Linked DNA regions of Mus musculus: region 2 is linked to region 1. Evidence: chromatin loops called from intact Hi-C (ENCODE). Cell type or tissue: left cerebral cortex. All regions are shown on one strand. Links, peaks and the distances in the headings refer to the core of each region. The heading gives the core; the rest is flanking DNA. Region 1 overlaps Kcnma1 (potassium large conductance calcium-activated channel, subfamily M, alpha member 1). Region 2 overlaps Kcnma1 (potassium large conductance calcium-activated channel, subfamily M, alpha member 1).

Region 1 (8,328 bases), core at 203-8,202:
TTACTTGGTTCTGCTTGGAGCTGCACCTGTGATCCACAGGCTCTGGGTCTGGCTGCAGGGTTGGGAGATGGAACACTCCACCCTTCCTTGTGTGGTTCCCAGCTGGTGGGTGCTTAAGTGGATGCGTGGGCCCTGGAAGTAGGGTATGTACAGGAGGATCTGATGGTGCGGCTGCTGAGTGCTGGGATGGGGAGGAGCCAGTCTTGAGTAGGGGCCAGCATGAGGCGAGGCGAGCCCTGGGACTTGGGCCATGGCACCTACAGTGTGATTTGTGATGATTCCCCTTAGGTTTGTTTCCAACCTTCAAGTAAGTGGAGCCATGATTGCTGGCTGTCATCTTGGTTTAGAGCTGTATGTTTAGACTACAGCCAGGAAGACCTCCCTAAGGAGAAATAGAGGAGAAGGAAGTCTTCTGATCTTCCTAGGACCACTGACACCCTACTCTGCTTCACAGGGAACAAACTCAGGTTCTGCAAATAGATTGGTGTTCTTGGCACAGTTAGTTTTTTGTTTGTTTGTTTGTTTTTTAAATTCATCATTTCCATTTATGGACCAAAGTTTTTGGATACAATATCTGGGTTGTTCACTTTTCTAACAAAAATGATTGAAGATCTGCACAGATGGCCTGCATCCCTTCACGGCATCTTGACTAATAGGCACAACAGTTGCAAGTTACCCTTTGCCCCCATGCCTTTAAAAAACACTGTCTTTGGATTAGGGAAACAAATGTGGGCCTTCTGTATATTCTCACAAATGTCTCCTTAGCTCCAGAGTTCTGCTGACAGCCCAGATGGGAGCCAGCACTCTTTGGCCTCTATGCTGAAGAGTCCCAGTGAGTCCCTTCTGAGGTCAGAAAGAAGCAGATAGGGGCAGAGCTTCAGGCCGCGTCCCTGAACAACATAGAGAACATGTCTCCCATGTCTGTAACAATGGCTTCTACATGTGGGTGCATGGGATAAAGATCAGAGGTCAAGGACATCCAAAAGGCTAAGCACAGGGAATTGGAAGATGCAAAAGCAGTATAGAGGTGGTGCAGCTTTGCAGGGGCAGGTCTCCTTTGTTCCTAGCGCATGCTCCCCAGCTTCTCTTTTGCCTTGTTCTGCTCATTAAGCTGGTACCTAGTGTTTATTGGGAGGAATAGCAAAGGTCTGACACCTGTTAGCCCTGAGCATCTTAGATTACTTCCCTTCCCACATCCAGGATCTCACCTTGCCCAACCTACCTGAGGTTTTCTAAACTGCAGTGTTAGGAAAGGCAGAAAGCTTCAAGGGCCTGCCTTGGGCACCCACTTCCTTTCTAGCTGATCCAGGCCCTAAAGAGGATACCAAAGCCACACTCTTGGGGTGACCTGGTCTAATGTGACTCCACAAAAATCCTGTGGCAGAAGAGTGGGCAGCTTGGGTGGGTGGGCATGGAGAATGACTTTTGTTCCCTTGTTGGTACGTCCAGGATTGACTCTCTGTCTATTTCTTCCCCTGAGACTTGGCTAGTTCCAAAGGACAGAATAACATGCCTTGGGGTAGAGTGGGGGCTGCTGGACCTCAGACAGAAGCACTGTCTTTCCCTCTGAACCTCGCAGAGAGCCTGATGTACCAGGGTATACCGAGGGGAAGCCCCGTATTGCTCACTGATGTTATCAGGAGGCTTCTAGCCTGCGTGCCAGGCAGGTAAATTGATTTTTTTTTTCAGTCTGTGGAACATCTAAAGATAGGCAAACTGGTGTGTGCTGCTAGCATTGAGAATGACAGGCCATCTGTGAATCACAAGCCCGCCCACTGAGGTTGTGCAGGGCCCAGGCTGGTGGCAGGAAGGAAGCTCTGCTAGAAGTAGCCAGATGCAGGTGGGTGCCACTCAAGGATTGGGGTGGGGGTGGAGGGTGGGGAGAGGGAGTCAGCCTTGCTGGTGAATCTGGGATCCCCATTCTGGTTCCCAGGAGGATGCTCAGCGGCTCAACAGTACTGGAGCTACAGTAGTCAAGTGCTGTGTGTGCTGTGCAGCTTCCGTAGCTGGATAGAACAGGGTAGCCCCAGCAGGGGTGAAGCCTCCATGTGGCTCTCTTGCTGGTTCAAAGGCCTCACATAGCCAGCCTATGGCTGCTTGTTTTATTCCATGATGCCTTTCTGTCTTTGAACCATTTGGCTAGTTCTTAGGAGGACTTTATGTTTTTTCAGGGATTTCTCACTCCCCTGCGCCCCCCCCCCCCCATACAGGCAACACACACCAAGTTCCTTCTAGGCACTGGGCAAAGTACTAGATACAGCGCATGCCACAGAACATTAGGCAGCAGTGTGTGTGTGTGGGGGTGGCTTTTTGGTGGCAATGTCAGTTTCTATTAACCTCTGGAAAGACAGCCAGCAAGGTATGGAGTAATGGAAAATATTTCCTGACGGTGGGAAAGGCCTCTCTGAGGAAGAGATATCTGGAAAGGAAGCCAGCCCAGTAGAAATTGGAGGGAAGAATCTCTCAGTAGAACCAGTCTGTACAAAGGTCCTGAGGTAGGATGGAAAGCAGTTGCTCTTTTCACACTGCACAGACACATCTCTGAGTGAAGTGTGCAGCCCATGGTGCTATGCTAGGAGGTTTCCAGGGGCTGTTTTTATAGATCTTTGTAGGCAACAGTAAGGAGGTTGGCTGTCCATGTCAGTACTAGGAGCACTGTTGGAGGGTTTTAGCCATGCATGCAACCTCGTTAGAGCTTGTTAAATCTCAGTCTGTAGCCGTGAACCTGAAAAGCAGGCAGGACAGGCATGGAAGCAGAACTCCAAAGCAGAATACTGCCCGGTCCTGGGGGGAGGGAATAGAGGAACAGGGGCTCAGGATCAAACTGAAGCCATCTCAACCTGTATAGCAGCCCCACTGGAGGAAGAAACAGGTCCTCAAAGGACCAAGGACGTGCTCCAGATTGCACCTATCATCTTAGCTTAAGGACTTCCTTGTCTTTCTTGTCTTAGCGTGGGGTCTCAGGATGCTAGGTTGCCTTGATTGTCAGACAGGTGTTAGCAAGGAGCCATCCCTGGGAAGGATGACTGCTGTAACACGGTACCCAGGAGAGGGGCTAGAACAGCACAGTTACCTTCCTCTCTCTCTGGAGTCCCAGGTCAAGGTGTTGGTAGGACGGAAGCTGCATTCCTATGAGATCTGTTTCCTTGGCTCATAGGTAGCCTGGCCCTGCTCTCTCTGTGAAGTCACATGGCCTTCTGTTTGGCTCCTCGTCCCTTCCTCCTAGGACACCAGTCGTACTGGATGAGGATTTACTCTAGTGACCTCGCTTTGACTTGGTCTGTTCTTTACAAACACATTCAGTGTCTACCTCGAGAGTTAAAGATGTCTGCATATACAGTGTGGAGACCACACCCCCGGCGTGCCTCTCCTTATTGAGCCACCTCAGTGGGTGGCATGGGACTCACACATGCTGCTGTTGTCCTCTGAACACTCAGCACACTTGTTTAGTTTATCTCCAGGACAATGGTAGGCCAGTGCTAGCAGATCTTTGTGGGTGGCCATGTACAAGAGTGCCTTCTGAGGACCATACTGCCTTCTGAGGGCCAGCAGTATGAGGTGGCAGATGGGGTCGGCAAACACAACAGGTGTGGCATATGCTGGCCCCAGGCAGAGAGTGTGAGCAAGAGCCAACGCACTGTTTTCATTTAGCCATCGGCTTTAAAGCATGTCTCCTATAATCACACAGATGTTGAGCTGTTTATCAGGGGAGGTGGTAATAAACAAAGTTATTAAAAATAGCCAACACCATCAGTTATTTCTAGGTGCCAAGACTGTTCCTGAACATTCTGTGTCATATTTATCTTGATACCACAGAAATTCAGTGAGCAGGTGCCACCCTTATGAGTCCTATCTTAGTGACAGAGAAATGACAGGTTGGGAGGGGAAAAAAAATAACTCAACTCTGGTCCTTCAGCCAGGCTCTGGTAGAGCTGGGGTCTGCAAACATCAGAGTTCCTGTCCTCTAACTACTATGCAGTTTGTACTTTAAGCACCTGTCCCCCCAGCTGGGTTCCCAGTACTTACCTGGCACCTTACAACCACCTTTATCTCTAGTTCCAGGGATCTAACGCCATCTTCTGGCCTATGTGGGCACAACATGTATGTGGTGCACAAAAATATGTGCAGGTCAAATACTTGTATGTATTAAATAATAATAAAAAAATAAAGAATTTTTTCTAGAAAAGAATGGATGTTTCAAGTTCTTAATGAGACTTGATTTTTCTGTGTGATGCCACACAAGGCAGGCAGACTTTTCTTATGGTCTTGTGTTTCTCAAAATCTGCTCCATCGATCGACAACTTCTTCCTTCAGTGTGGATTTCTTAGAAAGGTATATTGTAAGGCCCCAGTCCAGCTACTAGAACAGATAGTGACCTGGGACCTGGGACCTGGGACCTGGGACCTGGGACCTGGGACCTGGGACCTGGGACTTGGGGTAACTGACTTTCCACGTAATTTACACCCTCTCTCTGGATTGACAGCCTTGCCGGGTTTTGACACCCCTGGTTCACAGTGACCTTGTTGTACTCCCTTGTGTTTGCATTTGTAAGTCTGAGGCTGGGTATCTATGGGGAACAAGAACCTGAGGCACAGGCAGGTTGAGGACAGAAGCTGTGTGGCTTCAAGCCTTCAAGTCAGCCCATGCACTCTTAGTAGCTGACAGGCCCAAAGGAGGGTTAATGTATAGTATATTTGGGAAACACAAGTTTTCCTTAGTGAAGAATACCTCCCTGTAATATGTAATCCATCCCCTCTCTGTGTGTAAACCAGAGGTCAGTATCATGTGTGTTTCTTAGTTGCTGGAGAGATGCTGAGTGATTAAGAACATTGGCTGCTCTCACAGAGGATCTGAATTCAGATCCCAGCCCCCACATGGCAGCTTACAACCCATCTGGAAGTCCAGCATCGGGAGAGATCTGACACCCTAGCTTCTCTGGACACTGGGTGTACACATAGTGAACATACATACATACATGCATACATATGGGTAAAACACTCATGCAAAATAAAAATATTAGAAATAAATAAAGCATGACATTAACTCTTATCTTTCTGATTGTAAAGCACACCCATGTTTCTTGCAGGACACCCAGAAAATAAGTGAAAAGGATTAGATGATTATTATCCAGAAGTCAGAATAATAACCAACGCCAGGAAGGCTGTATGCTGGAACCCTGGCTCACTGCTAGTGGAGTGATGGTAGCTGCTTATTATATTAGGCACTGAATTATCATCCGGTCCCAAAGTTTCACAGAAATAAAAACAGGGATGTAAACAGGAGTCAGGGGGAAGTGGGATTGTAACTGAGACTTTGGACGCCTTGGATTAGCCCGTGGGCATGTGGTTGGAGCATTCATTTTAAACTTCAATTGTTTATCTTGTGTGTGTGTGTGTGTGGATGTTTTATCTACATGTATATCTGTACACTACCTGCATGCCTGCTATTCATGGAGGCTAGAAGAGAGTGTCAGGTCCACTGGAGGTGGAGTTATAGCTGGTTGTGAGCCATCATGTGGATGCTAGGAATTGAACCCAGGTCTATTGAAAGAGTAGCCAGTGCTCTTAACCACTGATTCATCTTTCCAGCTCCAGTGGGCCTTTTTCTTCATTCCCCATATCCCTGTGGGCAGAGTCACTCATGGGCAGGCGCTCCTGGGTTATGTAAGAAAGCAGGCTGGGCAAACCGTTGAGCAGCAATCTTCCTTGGTTCTTGCCTCTCTCTGTCTCTGCAGGAGCTTGTGCCCTAACTGCCCTCTTTATGGATTTGGGGGATGGAGAGAGATGGCTCTTGGGAGCTTGCTGGCCCACCAGTCTAGCTGAAACTGGAGCCCCAGATTCAGTGCAAGGCCTGTGCTTACAGAATAAGGTGGGGATCAATAGGGGCTGAGATACCCTGCTGGGACTCTGGCCTTTGCATGTGTGTATGCACACATGACCCACATGTACATGTATGCATACCCCATGACACACAGAAATATAGAGGTGAGAGCACCAGGTACATAGCCAAGGTGATATGTACAGATGTTTTATGGTATTTTGTACCACCCTTTCCTTACAATTTCTTTCCATTTTGTTAGCAGAACCTTTGGGGTGTTTGTTTGTTTGTTTGTTTTTTGTTGTTTTATTTTGTTTTGTTCTGTTCTGTTTTGTTTTGTGTTTTGGAGACAGGGTCTGGCTGTATAGTCCAGGTTGGCTTTAAACCTGTGCTAATCCTCCTGCTTCAACCAGGATTCCATGCATGTACCACTGTGACTGACTTTGAAATAGCTTGTTTTCTTTCTCTTTCTTTCTTTCTTCCTTTCCTTCCTTCCTTCCTTCCTTCCTTCCTTCCTTCCTTCCTTCTTTCTCTCTCTCTCTCTCTCTCTCTCCCCCCTTCCGTCCCTCCCTCCCTCCCTCCCTCCCTCTCTCTCTCTCTCTCTCTCTCTCTCTCTCTCTTTCTTTCTTTCTTTCGGCATAAATGTAGCAACAATTCTTTTTTTTTTTAAAAAAATTGGTTATTTTACTTATTTACGTTTTAAATGTTACCCCCTTCCTGGTTTCTCCTCTGTGAACCCCCATCCCATCACCTCTCCCCTTTGCCTCTATGGGGGTGCTCCCTCACCCACAACACCCCATTCCTGCCTCAGCCCTCTAGCATCCCCTTCTTAACTGTCTCCCCATGATAGCTGGTTCTTTCAGTGATTTTTCAGTGTTCATTGTCCTAGGTTGGGTGGGTTGCAGTTAAGGTCTGTCTGTGCCTTGGATACAGTCCTAGGAAAGGAGTCCCCAGACCAAAGGAAGAATGCATTTTTAAGATTTCTTCATCACGTTGCCAAGTCGCTTTGCAGAAAGGCTGCACAGCTTACACAAAGCCTCCACCCAAAGTGGGAGAGAAAAAGCAGCCTTTTGGAAGGGCACTGTCTCCTTTCTTGAGGACTTTGGGGGTGGGGTGGGGCGGGTGGGGAGGATACTGAGAAGGAAAGGCCCATCCCCAGCCCTGAGAGCCGAGGTGCTGCTGCTGTGGCCTGAAGCATGTGAGTGAGTGCTTCTGTGCTGAGCTCGGACAAGGCTGATTAGCGTTCAGCCACTGGCCTCTCTGCCCACGGGAAAGAACAGCCAGTTCACAGGTAATCCCTTGATATCGAGCTCTGGTTCCAGTCTAGTGATTTTTATCTAGGCTGATTGCAAGTTCAGCCCTGGCTGGGCCAGGGCGATGCCCACTCAGCCCTCAGATCCCATTTCATGGCAAGCAGCAGGGCAGGCCCCTCTGTCTTTCTCCCGTATACCCTGAGATGCAACATTTCAAGGAATGAGAGCCTGGTTTCTCTGGCTCGTTCTCCAACTGGACAGGGCGAGAAACCAAGTGGAAAGCACCTTCATTTCCCATTGCTCTTCCTCCCAAGCATTTGCTCCCCCTTGCGTTTTCAAAAGCAGTTTGGTTGTGTGGAGTTGAGGTTTGCAACATGACTGTGTGAGATCTGTTGAAACATCTCTGGCAGCTTTCATAGTGACAAAGGCAACTTATATTTTTCATTAAAACAGAAACCTTTAATGTGTAAGATCTTTAAAAAATAAAAAAGAACACTGGACATAAGATCTTTTCAATGTGTCTACTCTGGTATCCTTTGACCTTTGACCTATACTTTATAATTTTCTTTCACCTCCTCCCTCCTCTGCTGGAAACCTTCATTTAATATTCACTGTGGATTCTAGTTCTCTGTCTGTCTCTGCCTCCGTCTCTCTCTCCCACCCTCCCTCTCTCCTACCCTCCCTCTCTCCTTCCCTTCCCCTCTCTCACCCTCTCCACTCTCTCTCTCATATCTATTTGTGTGTGTGACATCATATAATATTTTTTCTTGTCTTACTACACTTGGCATACTGTCCTTTGCATCCATCCATGTTGTTACAAAAGCCACTCACCCTCTGAAAAACAGCAGAAGCCCAGTTGGGAACATGCTTGCTGTACAAACATGAGTTTGAGCCCCAGAATTCATGTGAAAAGAGCTGGACACTGTGCCCATGCCTGTGACCACAGTGCAGAGTTAGAAGCAGGGGAGTTCTTGCTGCTTATTGACCAGCCTGGCCTACTTGGCGAGCCCTAGGGTAATGAGACCCTTTCTGACAAAAACAAAATGGGTAGTTCCTGGGGGCATGACACCTAAGATTGGCCTATGGTCCTAAAACATAGGTCTCTCCTGCTCCCTAACACACAGAGGATAGCAAAGAGGCCAGTGGGAAGAAGTGGGAGAGAGGAGGGAGAGGGAGGAGGGAAAGGAGTAGAGAGAAAAAGAAAACAATTTAGAAGTTACATAGAGGTTTTTTTTTTTTTTTTAAAGAAATTTTACTT
Region 2 (8,328 bases), core at 250-8,249, 100 kb after region 1:
CTTTATCCTTTCATATTTTGGGCAATGCTACATAAAACTGTCGCAGCATCAACAGTTACTCTATAGAGCAGAAAGAATAGGAATCTTTGGCAGTTGTATTATGGGTAGTGATGTATTGCTGCTTCTCTTCTGTCCCATTGGAAGCCAACAGGTTTTATTGGCATGAACACCCTTAAGGGAGGGGGGTTGAGTCAAACGACTCACATAGTAATTCACCAATAGGATTTAAATTATGCCTCTTTATTTTATCCTGTGTGAGTATGTTGGTGTTAGTCAGGAAATCATAGATGATATGTTATATTTTTATATGGTTAAGTAACTGTTTTGACTTTGATAGAAGAGGCACCAGAGTTATGACACTTGTTATTTGTGACCCAGTACCATTTATTCAGATGGAAGAGTATGTCACAGGAGCGGTTGCACTGATCAGGCTCCTACCTCAGGTTGCGAGCTGCCTGTTGCTAGAGATGCTCACAACTGTCTTCTGACATAACTACCAACAATTGGCCAAGCTGAATCCTCACTGCTTTAATTAAGTGCCATTGAATGCAAGAGATGCTTTGGGATAAAAATGATCCTCTGGGAACTTGAACAGACTTCATTTCCTAGCTGATCGTGGGGATTGCCCATGCATGCCAGCCTATGGATGCTTACAGAGGCATCTGGAGCAGGAGCGTAAAAAGCTTCTGTACTCACACAAACTTCTAGTCCTTTTTTTTTTTTAATTTAAAAAGATATATTTATTCACATATAATATTCTGGGGGCAGGGCACGTCACACAATAAAGTCAACAAACAACTTGTTAGAGTTAGTTTTCTACTTTCTGTTACCATTTGGGTCCCTGGGATTGAACACGGGTGGTCAGACTTGGTGGCAAGCCCCTTTACCCACGGAACCGTTTCACTGGCCAGGGCAGCTTCAGTCCTTATTTCCCTATGGAATCCTTTTCCCATAGCACAGGAGTGACGCCGCTGAACCTACCCAACCATCTGATGCATGTGGGCCAGAGTGGTTCACTGCTCTGTTGGTATGGCTTAGGAGCAAAAGATCGTTTTTCGTATTTTCAAATTACTTTAGAAAAATCTAAAACAAAATATTTTGTAACACATGGAAAGTATACAAAATTCAAATTTCATTGCCCTCAAAATTTAATTGTCATAAAAGCCATGCAAGTTCATTTATATTGCAGCTGTGGCTACTTTTGTAACACAGTACAGTAAGGATACAAGGAGCATCCATAGAGTCCCAAACTCTCACCAGCCTAAAAACAGTTACTGTCTGGTCCCATGGTAAAAAAGTTTGCCACCCTCCCTTGAAACTGGTGAAATTCTTCCCAAAGAATTTTCTAAGCTGCCCACTGCACAAGGTAATAGATAGGATGTAATATTTTTGCAGTCTCTGAACAATGCACCTATATTGCTTCCGTAAGCTCAATTGAGTCTTAAGTAGAGACTAGGAAGCGATAGAAGCTGGGCTGAGTGGCCCCAGGCTGCTAGCAAGTTCTCTGTTGTTTGTTCTTTTAGCAGGTTCAGCCTAGGGGCTGGACACAGTCTGCTTCTGAGATCATCATAGCAAAGTCACCCCTTGCACTTTCTCTCATGGCTACCCTCCTGCAGTCTGCTACCCAAGGCCCTTCATCCCCGACATCCACAGATCCACAGCACTGTCCTTCCCTCTCACTGAATCCTTGTGTGAGGACCATCCTGATTCAGGTCTGTCTATAAGGCGGGGTCTCAGCCCACCCTGGCTGCTGGCCTGTAAACTGGTACTCAGTGTACCCAGCTCCCCAGTGTGCCCCGTAAAAAAGCCCAGCTGCTAATTTTACTAGCTGGCAGGATGGCTCCTCTGGCCTTCCCAGAGCAGATGGGAAAAGGAAGGACAGACTTAGAAATCAGACAGCTCTGGAGAAAGAAAGATCCTTCTGGCCCAAGAGTTTCATGCTGAACACCACAGTGTCCCCAAACATTGTTCATGGTATGGTAACTCCTATGCCTTTGGATGTCCAAGAGAATGGGGCCTGGATAGGGGTAGTACCTACTTTTGCTTTTATCTCAACCATTTGCCTGACCACCTCTCTGGAACTAGTTCCCATATATTTATTGGTATATTATAATGGAATGTCCCTTCCCGCCCTGTTTAACCTCTGTTGGGCTGCAAGCTAGGAGTTCTGTCCTTCAAGAAGGGTCTGACTGGGACCTCTTTTCAGCAGCTTGAATCACTGGCTAGGTCATCAGAACATACCAGGAGGTGAGATGGAACACTCTGTAACAACAAATATTCTGTATTCCTGGCAAGGAGCTGCTGCGGTATGGTCCTTGGAATACAGAGGGCCTCTGTGTGTGTTGTGGCTGAAGCTGCAGCCAGGCTACCATCCCTGTCTAACCTCTCCTCGGGGCTTTCATTCTGGGCCAATAGCTTCATCTTCTGAAGCCACAATTTCTTCATCTTGCTGGTGGGGAGAATGCCAGACTCTGGGTCTTCCTGTTGTGGTGATAAGTTCTTGAATGCATGCCAGAAAACTGCCTCTTGTGTGGCTAGTGCTCAATAAACATTGGCTCCCATGGTTTGTGTTACCTGTCAGCCCAGGCACAATGTTATAGTGGCTGTCACGGAGAGCCATGAAGGCAGGGAGGGGAGGGGAGAGGGTAAAACAAAATTTTTTTCCACAGAGAGAGAGAGAGAGAGAGAGAGAGAGAGAGAGAGGGAGAGAGAGAGAGAGAGAGAGAGAGAGAGAGAGAGAGAGAGAGAGAGAGAGAGAGAGAGATACAGAGAGACAGAGAGACAGAGAGAGAGAGAGTTCTCTAAACACTGAGCAAGGCTGCTGGGCAGTTCTGGGTATAGCTAGCCATCCCTCATGTGGGTCTAGTGTGGGTCTAGTCAGTCAGTGTTTGTCCTGTGCACACCCTTCATTCAGGTCCATCCAGGGTCTGGTCTTCCTGAGACTGGACTGGCTCGTGCCAGCCTGACTCATCGTTGTCAAGCTGGCCAGGAAATTCTCACTTCATATCTAGCCTCCCTGAGCTGTGCAAGGGCCAGAGGTGGGGTTGTACTCAGCTCCCTGGAGCTGTCCTTGTGGGCATGTGTGTCACAGGAAAACCTTTACCAGGATAACAGATAAGTCTCAAGGAAAGAGGGTCAAATGCATTCAGTATGGTCTCCATGCCCAGTTTTCCCTCGAGACAGAGTGAGCCTGACAGAGTATGTGGCTGATTTCAGTGGGCATGTCAACAGCACCATATGTGAAGTGTGTGTAACAGCCATTTTGGTGGCCACAGACCCATTGAAAAGACATGGAAAGGTGTGGCACTTTGCAGAAGATATGGGTGAACATAGTATGTACATGAATGTGTAAAAGTATGCATGTGAGGCATGTCCTCTGGACAACTATTGGAAATGAGCCCCCATTACAGGCACCAGATACCTCTTGTTTCTTACAGAAACTCTGCACAGGACAACAGATGCAAACTGAAAAAAACGGGATGCTTGGATGCTGTGGGGAGTCCCTCGAGCAGACCTGGGACCTCAGCATTTCTAATTCTAGTCTCACATCCTGCGAGTCCCTGCTGCTGGATCCCAAGGGGTGCATAAATATGTTTATATGACTAACATATAAGCGGCCTTCTGCCTTACTGCCCTCCTGCCTCTTTTCCTTCCTTCCAGACCAGTAAGAGTTGGTGCCCCCTGGAGGCTTAGAATGGAATAGGCGGTTCGGAGCTTTTCAGTCAGGGCATGCAGTGATTCTCCTCCTTGCTTCTCGAGCCCTCAGAGGTTTAGATGTGGCTACTTGTGAGGAAAAAAAAAAAATCTCTTAGTGGGCTGTGACTGCCTTTAGAACCTCCATTCCAGCTGCGAGAAAGTTTAGTAGAGAGACTCAAAAATAGAGACGACGGTGGCGATGAAGTCGCTCACACTAGGGACCACATGCAAGCTGATGCTTCCGAGTTTAGTTTGCGAGGCTATGTTTAGGAGGAGGCAGACGGACTCGTGCCTGTGGGCCCTAAACACTCCAATCTGGAGGACTAGGAGCCCCATTTAGAGAGTCAGGTTCCAGAAAAAGGCATCTTCCAGAAAAGACAATTTTAGGGAAATGATACCACCCAGAAGCTACCATTTGGCCTCAGAATGTTTTTTATTATAAGAATTGTTCTTTCAAGTTTGGGTAGAGAGAGAAAGAAGGCTTGGCAGTTGTTTCTTGCCTGTCTGTCTTGAGGAATCAGAACACTCATAAACTTAATTAAATGCACCCAAGCCTCTTACGCAGCAGGGCTCTGTTTTGCCCATCTAGTTAATTTCAGTTAATGAAATTAGCCATGTGCTGATATGGACAGCCCGGGAAGATGAAGCCAGCAATCTCTGGGTGGTAGCTTGGGTCACAGTGTGTAAAACTGCGGGGACATGGGTTTTCATTTAACCTGGGACTTCCAAGGATCCTTCCATCTATGTGCCTCCGCCCTAGGCAAGCATACCACTGGGCCTTTCTTGTTTAGAAGAGATGGTTAATCCAGACAGTAAATGGACTAGTCACACCGGCTCTTCCACAGGCATAGAAGTCCAGGATCCAGTAGACGAGCTGAGAGGTTCAAGAAACTCTCTTCTTGCCCATTGTGTCAGCCCTCTCTTTTCCTGTTTAATGTCCCCCACCCCACATATTTTGTGACTATGGCTAGAGCAACTTTCCTAAGGAAAGTAGAGGATAGCTCACCAGGAAGGAGAAAAAAAAAAAACCAACCAAACAAACAAACAAAAAAAAAAACAATCGCCATAGTTGTCTGCACTTACAACAATAATGCCATGAAACAGAGGCCAGGTCACAGAAAGAGGGTATTTCAAAGGACAACAGTTGCCTGGTTTCTGGCTGTCCTCAAACCCTGCTAGATCTGTTGGCCTGTGAACTTTGTTTTGTTTGAGATGGTGTCTCCCTCTCAGGGGCCCAGAGTTCATCAAGTAGTCTAGAACTGATGACTAAGGAGCCCAGAGATCTGTCTGTCTCTGCATGGAGTTTGGAAGACCCCAGAGAGCCATCTTGACCATCCTCCGAGCTTCTGGAGAAAGGTCTGGGTGTGATGGATTTATTGAAGAGTCTATGCTGAACTGGTTTTACGGACTGGACACGCAGAGAACGATCTATCTGGGTTTCTGTCCCTGCCTAGAGGACAACCCCTGGCAAAAGGAAAGCTGACGCTTTAAGTAGCTGTTAGGGAAGCTACCATGATTTTATGATCTGGGTAACTTAGTTTCTTAGCCACCTCAGAGTTTTCCAGAAGGTTTAGATTGCCGATCTGCAGAGGCAGATCGCTTGGTCAAGCGCTTGCCTCATAACGACAGTGACCCCAATGTAAGCTCTGGGACCAACATAGAAAAGCCATGTGCCATGGTACATACTTAATAATCCCTGCTCTGGGCGGCTCCATCCTAAACAAAACAAGAAACAAAGTGTGCCTGAGAGATGACACTTGAGCCTGTCCTCTAGCCTCCACAAAAGCATATTTCCCTGCTTGCTCCAGTGTGTGTGTGTGTGTGTGTGTGTGTGTGTGTGTGTGTGCGCGCCCCCCTCCCCCCTCCCTCCCCGGAACTCCAGGCCCAGTTTGAGATCAATCCACACAGGTACAAAACTCTCCTGTTAAAAGAACTAATGGTGAACATAAAGCCACGTCCTAATCCCGCCTCTGCAGTAACCTTCTTGAGTGACCTTGAGCAAGTCAGGACCTCAGAGTCTCCATGGGTAAAATGATAAGTGTCAGGTGTTTTAGAGCAGTCTGTTCCTTCTCAGGCTCCCCAGGCTCTGGGCTCCAGCATCCCCCTACTTACTTACAGCCAGAAAGGCTCATGGGAACTCGCCTTCCTTAGACATGGAAGGCACTTGACCCTGTGCTCAGCGCTGGGAGAGCTGCACGCTCGTCTTTTTCTTGGCTGTTGGTCCCATTGGGAGGATGTAGGTAGATCTGGGAAGTCTCTTCCTGGCCTTCCATGAAGGTTAGTGAATGGTCTCAAGTCTTCTTCTCATGGCTTACAGGCCTGGGGGGGGGGGGGCGTCACTGCTTTTCACTCACCTCCTTTGATCTTTTCCCTGTCTGAATCTCTTCCACATAGCCACAAACATACAAAGAAGGGGATCATCTCTCTAGAAGGGAGTGGCCATGGGGTTGACGGGGGCGGGGGGGGGGGGAGGATGCCACAGGAGAAGGACCTATACCTTCCAAGGAGTTGGTTTCTTTATAGATGTTTCAGCCTTGGAGCCTGCATTAGATATTATTTATTTAATATTTATTTATTTATTTATTTATTTATTTATTTATTTATTTATTGCTATAATAAAATCCCTAGAAAGAAGTGACTTAAAGGTTTCAGAAACCAGAATTTGTCTACTGTAGCAGGAAAAGCCTAGGGAAGTCGGTGGCTCCTCACAGCTGTGGCAGCCAGTGCATGAGGCTGGCTGTTCCCAGCTCAAATGGATGGAGAAACAGAGAGTGTGGGCCAGAAGGGGCTAGGTTATAACCCATAAGGCTAAGCCCCACAAGGATCCACTTCTTCCCACGAGGCTTCAACTCCTGAAGTTCTACAACTTCCCAAAGCAGCATCCTAGATGAGGACCATGTATTCAAAACATGTGCTTGTGGGAATCTGTGCTAGATCCCCTTACTGAGCCATCTTCATGGAGTCAGCCTTCTCTAAGGGATGCTCACTATGACTCTGGGTGAAGTGTGACAGTCCCACTCACCTACAATGATTTGAAGGGATGTCCTTCCACCAGCCTTTGCTTTAGGAGACCCCAGATGACAGATGTCCCTCTCTACCACCTGGGTAGTTTTTGAAGGTCATTTTTTTTTTTCTGTTTCAGAGACAGGAACTTCTCTATCTTTGCATGTATGAATGTTTCATAAGTGGCATGTTTACTTAAAAGAATGACTGCCAGAGGCAGGAAGGAGTGAGGATCCGTTAATGTGGAGTAAGGTAGCAGACTCAGGGGGCTACCAAACAAAAAATGAAACCCTACGCAGGCTACCTCCCAAAGTTATGTGAGGGTACCCAACGCTGTGGGTGATCCATGACATTCAGATTGCAGTCGTTTCCCAAATGAAGCTTCGAGTTAACTTCCTAGATGAGCTGAAGAAAAACAACTGCCACACGCCCTCAGTGGACTATTTCAAGTGTTTCCAATTTAATTAACATGATCCTAAGCAAAGGATGTCCACATTCTTGGGAGGAAGGCTTGTCCTTCCCTGGTCCTCAGTGATGAAGCATTACTCTTTGTCAGTTCACCTTCTCAGGTTTTTCCCCCTGAGAGTTTGAGCACAGGAAGCCAGTTTCCATAGTCCCCTGGCCTGAAGGGAGCTGCACACTGAGGCTCATGGCTATACTATTGAATAGACCTTGTAGACAAAACTCAGCAAGACACTCAAAAATTTATAAAAGCTTCTTTTTCTTTCGCCCTGGACTAAGATGGAGAGATGAAGGTGGAACTGGAGTGGGGGGTGGGGGGTAAGAATTTATTTCTCTTTCATCTAGGTTTGTGTCTGCTACAGCCTCTGGTCCTAATAATTTCTGCTGTGGAATTTAATTTTCCCAGACTTGGATTCCTCCTCCTTTTGCCAAAGGTAGTATAGTCTGGAAATGTGAAGTGACAGGAGAAACAGCCCCCACTTCCTGCAAGATAATTTTGTGTACATTAAACAGACACATTAAGCCATTTAGAGGAGAGGTGTTTGTTCTCCGGAGTCTGGAGGAAATCTGAATTTCTAATTCTGGACTCTTTAATAATTTTCAAAAGAACTGAGGGTACTAATTAACTGTCTTTGAACTTCCTTAGGCTGTCATCTATGCCCTGATCTCAAAGTAGGGACTGAATTCTCTACCTCTATGAGATTCTTAGACTGGACACCAGCCTTGGGGGTGGAATTGAACAGACTTTGAGATGTAAACTAATATACAGAGGGGAAAAGACACAAGGTCACATTTGAACTCCCAGCTTTGAGTCAAGGCAAGAGGCTTTATGCTATATTTTTTCCACTCTATTGTGATTGCTAAGTCTTGGAAAGAAAGCCAAAAGAGAAGGAAACAAACAAACAAACACAGTAAAAATACAAAACAGCAGCAACAAGATGGGGTAGGACTTAGGACTTAGTTGAGGGTGTTTAGGACACAGACTGTTTTCTTGCTCTTGTATTTAAGGATTGAAAGAGATCTAATCCAGGGACTTTTCATTTCCTGGGTCCATTCAGGTGGTGCCTCTATAGAAAGCTTTGCCAAAGATCCACAGCTCTGTAATAAAGAGCTGCCAAGGCTCTGCCCTAAAGAATGTGACTCATGAGTAAGTTCTGCCATGAGAGA

Evidence for each region. A loop is a pair of places that touch in the nucleus more often than their neighbours do. Peaks named below come from ENCODE experiments on the same cell type or tissue, not always from the same donor. Only the 100,000 strongest peaks of a DNase experiment are listed, where the experiment ranks them.
Region 2: it touches region 1 in a loop (2.2-fold over the local background); 4 of 42 quality-filtered maps call a loop at or near these places.

The regions. Positions count from the first base shown.
Region 1 is chr14:23,891,476-23,899,803 of GRCm38, reverse strand. All of the region lies in intron 1 of Kcnma1 (potassium large conductance calcium-activated channel, subfamily M, alpha member 1), which reads left to right. Among named protein-coding and RNA genes, the nearest start is that of Kcnma1, 110 kb to the left of the region's middle. In left cerebral cortex, for the core only: CTCF peaks have their summits at 4,073 (motif pointing left) and 7,404; a DNase peak (open chromatin) is centred at 1,783; H3K27ac peaks cover 3,394 bases.
Region 2 is chr14:23,786,959-23,795,286 of GRCm38, reverse strand. The region is part of intron 2 of Kcnma1 (potassium large conductance calcium-activated channel, subfamily M, alpha member 1); the gene reads left to right. Among named protein-coding and RNA genes, the nearest start is that of Gm51422, 140 kb to the right of the region's middle. In left cerebral cortex, for the core only: a CTCF peak has its summit at 3,692 (motif pointing left); DNase peaks (open chromatin) are centred at 3,245, 3,737, 3,916 and 7,170; H3K27ac peaks cover 4,759 bases.